Regions from separate parts of the Homo sapiens genome. Here region 1 is linked to region 2. Evidence: chromatin loops called from intact Hi-C (ENCODE). Cell type or tissue: CD14-positive monocyte. All regions are shown on one strand. Region 1 has its middle 41 kb from the start of LINC03099. Region 2 overlaps LOC105373182 (a long non-coding RNA gene).

Region 1 (2,500 bases), 76 kb after region 2:
GAAATACCTAAGTAGTCAAGTAGACACGGAAAGTAGACTGGAGGCTACCAGAGCCTGGGGTAAGGGGGCAGCAGGGAGCTTCTGTTCAAAGGGTCCTGAGTTTCTGTTTGGGAAGATGACAAAGTCCTGGAAATGGATGGCGCTAATGGTTATAGAACAATGTGAATGTTTATGTTATATATATTTAACCAAGATTTAAAAATAGAGTTTTTTTATTGACACAGAGTCTTGCTCCGTCACTGAGGCTGGAGTGCAGTGGAGCAATCTTGGCTCACTGCAACCTCCGCCGCCTGGGTTCAAGCGATTCTTGTGCCTCAGCCTCCTGAGTAGCTGGGAACACAGGCACCCACCACCACACCCAGCTAATTTTTAAATATTTTTAGTAGAGATGGGGTTTCACCATGTTGCCCAGGCTGGTCTCGAACTCCTGACCTCGGGTGATCTGACCGCCTCGGCCTCCCAAAGTGCTACAATTACAGGTGTGAGCCACCACGCCCAGCCTAAAAGAAAGAGATTTTTTACTCTTCTACTACAACTAACACCAGAACCAATGTCCCAGCCAGCCCTTTCCTCATCCCTCTCTCCCTTTTCCTCTGAGCCTATGTCACGTGGACTGCAGCAAGATGGAGCCCCCAACGCCCGAGGGTGGGATTCAATTGGTCTCCCTTTGACTCTACTCATATCAGCGTCCTCCTTGGCCACAGGTGGGCCCAAGGCCCCTCTGGCACAGTGGTGTATACCTAGTGGGTCCTTGGAAAAATTGTGACAGACGTGGTAGGTGCCTAAGCATACACCCTAGGTACTCACTTTCATATCTCCAGCTGTTTGCATGGGGGTGGCCCTGGCTGCAGGGCAGGCTGGGAGGGCCAAGGAATCATCAACCCCAGGCAACAGCCCTTAACTCATGAGTGATGGGACAGGAGGATAAATGCCCCAGCCCCTCAAGTGAGACGACTCTGGGGCAAATTCCTTGCTGGTTCCCAGGGGACCCTGGCAGGATTAAGGCTGTTTCCCACCTGCCATTCACTCGCCCTCTACAGCTCTGCTTCCCTTCCTTATCTCTGTCCCCTGTGCCCCTGCTGGTGTCTCTGGGGATCATCCCTCAAATAAACTCCTTGCACTCAGGGTCTGCTTCTGGGGGAACCCACACTAGGAAGAAATACATCACAGAGAACATACCAGACTTGATCTGGTGAAATATCAGAAACCAGATACATGGTTGTTGACATGTGAAGCCTAGTGTATTAGTCCGTTTTCACACTGCTATAAAGGACTACCTGAGACTGAGTTAAACTTATGAAGAAGAGAGGTTTAATTGACTCACAGTTCTGCAGGCTTAACAGGAAGCATGCCTGGGAGGCCCCAGGAAACTTACAATCATGCCAGAAGGTGAAGGGGAAGTAAGCACATCTTACCATGGAGGAGCAGGAGAGAGAGAGAGAGAAAAGGGGGAAGTGCCACACACTTTCAAACAACCAGATCTCATGAGAACTCACCCACTATCATGAGAACAGCAAGGGGGAAGTCCGTCCCCATGATTCATGCACCTCTCACCAAGCCCCTTCCCTGACACGTGGGGATTACAATTCGACATGGGATTTGTATGGGGACACAGAGCCAAACCATATTACCTGGGCAGAGACTGCATCTTCAACTGCCATGGAAAAGGAGATGGGCATTTCTTCTCTTTCACTCTTTCTGTCTCTCACTCTCCTTTATCTCTTCAACTTCATCTCTGCCACCCCCTCCAGCACATTCCACAATACAATGTCCACTCATTCTCTGAATTACTTACAGTTCTCTGCTCTTTCAAGTCTCCATTCCTTTCCACAGGTAGTTTTCTCTGCTGAAATGACCTTTCCCCCTTTGTCCACCTGGAAAACTCCTATTCAGCCTTCAAAACCCAGGTCAGATATCCCTTCAGGAAGCCTTCCTTGACTCTTCCCATCCCAGGAAGCAATTTACTCCCTTCACCTGTCACCTCTGTGCTTCTTCACTTAGTGTTGTAATTGAATTTGTTTCCTGTCTCCAACACGACATCCTCCCCACAAACAACACAGTGAGTTCCTTGAATGAAGAGCCTGCTATATTTCTAGCATCTGGAACACACAATGCTTAGCACATATTAGAAACTCAGTGTTGAAATTTAATAATGCTTATTCCCTTTTTATTCTGCATGAGAAATTTGAAAAATGTGTATTAGAAAGGTAGTCCTTTTACATGCCTGTAATCCCAGCACTTTGGGAGGCTAAGGCAGGAGGATCACTTGAGGTCAGGAGTTCGAGACCAGCCTGGCCAACATGGTGAAATCCTGTCTCTACTAAAAATACCCAAAAAAAAAAAAAAAAAAAAAAATTAGCCTGGCATGGTGGCCGGTGCCTGTAATCCCAGCTACTCGGGAGGCTGAGACAAGAGAATCGCTTGAACCCAGGAGGCGGAGGTTGCAGTGAGCTGAGATCGCCCCACTGCACTCCAGCCTGGGCGACAGAGCAAGATTCTG
Region 2 (2,500 bases):
AAGATCAGTGGTTGCCATGGGTTCAGTGGGGAGGGAGGTAGGGAGATGAATAGGTGGATCACAGGGGATATTTAGGGCAGTGAAACTATTATGTATGATAGTATAGTGCATTTGGAAAAACCATAGAACATACAACACCCAGAGTAGATCTTAATGTAAACTGTGGCCTTTAGTAAACAACAATGTCACTCATGCAATATATTAATAATAGGAGAAACTGAGGTAGGGGACACAGGAACTCCCTGTACTTTCTGTACCATTTTTCTATAAACTGAAAACTTCTTTAAAAATAATTTTTTAAAAAACCTGAAAATTAAGGGAAAAAAAAAGCCTACATTTGTTGAGCTCCCACAAAAGATACATAGGATATGGCTACAGTCCCAGGGGACAGACGTTCGGCTGCCGGAAGGTGCAGCCCTGCAATGGAGGACAGGCTGTCTCCCAGGGTGGACGGACAGACACGTGAAGTGTGAAGGTGCCAGGGCAGATGGCCAAGGGAAATGTCCTCGGTGCAGTGGGGATTAGGGCCTGGAGCACCGCCTCGAAGGGGAACTGGTGAGGTGGATTTGGGGTTGAGGTCTAAGAACAAAGCCCTCCTCAGGGCCAGGGTATGGGAGAGGTGGAGGGAGGAGGGCCCAGGCATACCCGGGAGGCTGGACCCTCCCCCACCCCCAACCCCTCCCCACCTCAGGGAGTCAGGCCACACGCGAACAATCCAAACAGGAGGCTGCGGGGGCCCCAGCTGGACGCTGCTTCGCACAGTTAAGGGAGAACACATCCAAAGCAAATACTTGCAATATTCAGAGCTTTCAGATGGCCATGTTTTATTCATACACATTAGCATGGGGTCTGCAGGCCCCTGAAGTCTGAAAGAAATTAGAAAATCACACTGTCAGGGCTAGAAGAGGCCTGGGGAGTGAGCTAATCCAGGCCTTCTTTTTGCAGAAGAGGAAATTGAGGTCCACAGAAGGAAGCGACCTGAGGCTGCATACAGAAAAAGAGAACCAGGCGGGGCCTGGGGTTCCCCCACATGCCAGCTTCTGCCCCTTTCCTTCTTCCTTTCCTCTCTCCCTCCCTTCCTCCTTCTTTTCCTTCCTTCCTTCCTCTTTTCCTTCCTTCCTCCCTCCCTCCCTCCCTTCCTCCCTTCCTTTTCTGCCTGCCACTGGTCTCCCTTCCGGCTGGTAACTTGTGTGGGTGCGTACTTTGTGCTACTTTCTGGGCAAGGCCAGGGGCTCCTGCTGCCTGTCCTCAAACCCTCTGGAGGTTGAGAACAATCTGAAGCCACAAAGTCTGCCCAGGCCTTGGAAAATCCAAGGCCTGCTCCTGGGTTGTTAGAGGACCTCAAAGCCCAGAGGGCAGGTGAATTTTTAAAACCACACTATGGACTCACAAGAATTTCCGTGAAAACCAGCCATGGAGTGAGTCCACAGCGACAGTGCTGCCTTTCTTCCGGGGCTCTCCCTCCAGATGCGGCAGCAGCCCTCCCCATGCCCACCTTGCCTCCCCTCCAGCTGGGAGGTTCTTGGACATAGCTCTCCTTCACTTCACTCCATCATCGCCAGCTCTGGGCATGATCTGAGCTTTCCAGATAGTGAGTATTGCGGCCGACTGGGGTGAGTGGTTTGAGCACAGGAGCTGAGTTGACTTTGGATCCTCAGTGACTCTAGGAAAGTGGTGTACAGGGCCGGCACCTGAGGGACAGCAGGTGGAGATGATTGGCAGACAGCTGAGCAAACAGGTGGGCAGCACAGGAGGGAGGTGGGGCCTGAAAGTAAACATCTGGAGGTTTCCAGCAGCAGATGGGCTTGCACGGGATAGCGGGGGCCCAGAGAAGGTGCCTGGGAGCCAGGCAGAGAAGCTGCAGGAGGAGGAAGAGGGAGGAGGAAGGCTCACTGAAGGAGCCCTGGGGGCTTAAGCAAGCTACTCCAGATCGGCTCCCTCACACTCTCACTCCCTTCTAGCCAGCCAGTCCCTGCTACAGGCTCTGGAAAGCTAAAACCTTGCCTTCTCAGACTTCCTTGCAGCCAGGAGCAGCCATGGGACAGAGCTCTGACCAGTGAGACATTAGTAGAAGCCAGCTTGTAATGGGACCTCTTCTGCCCTCTCCTTCCGCTCTCAGCCTTAACTACGGAAGTGATGGCTCCACCTGCAGAAGCCGTCGTGGGATCATGAGGGAAAAGCTGAGAGAATTGCTGTGACATCTTTGAGCTGCTTGAAATGACTCCAACACTAGCAACCAATTCCCCTCAGGATTCTCATTACAAGGAGAAAAAACAAATAAACAAACAAACAAAAAACCTCTAACACATTTAAGCCACAATTACTTGGGTTTTCCATTACTCATGCAGAAGGCAGTCAATAGTATCAAACACTATAAAGATGTGTCAGTGAGGGCCCTTTATGGAACAGAAAAGACAACTCATGTTAGCATAAGCCTTGAAGAGATTGGTTGGCTCATGTAACTAGAAAGTGCATAATCAGAAGAGGCTTCAGGACAAGT

Evidence for each region. A loop is a pair of places that touch in the nucleus more often than their neighbours do. Peaks named below come from ENCODE experiments on the same cell type or tissue, not always from the same donor. Only the 100,000 strongest peaks of a DNase experiment are listed, where the experiment ranks them.
Region 1: a loop joins it to region 2, with 2.6 times the contacts of the local background. A loop is called at or near these places in 1 of 110 quality-filtered maps.

The regions. Positions count from the first base shown.
Region 1 is chrX:40,302,842-40,305,341 of GRCh38, reverse strand. No RefSeq gene overlaps it. Among named protein-coding and RNA genes, the nearest start is that of LINC03099, 41 kb to the right of the region's middle. RefSeq lists an enhancer at 1,361-1,540. In CD14-positive monocyte, no CTCF peak of the experiment used is centred here; a DNase peak (open chromatin) is centred at 1,481; H3K27ac peaks cover 1,207 bases.
Region 2 is chrX:40,379,327-40,381,826 of GRCh38, reverse strand. The region is part of intron 2 of LOC105373182 (a long non-coding RNA gene); the gene reads right to left. Among named protein-coding and RNA genes, the nearest start is that of LINC03099, 120 kb to the right of the region's middle. In CD14-positive monocyte, no CTCF peak of the experiment used is centred here; a DNase peak (open chromatin) is centred at 996; H3K27ac peaks cover 1,648 bases.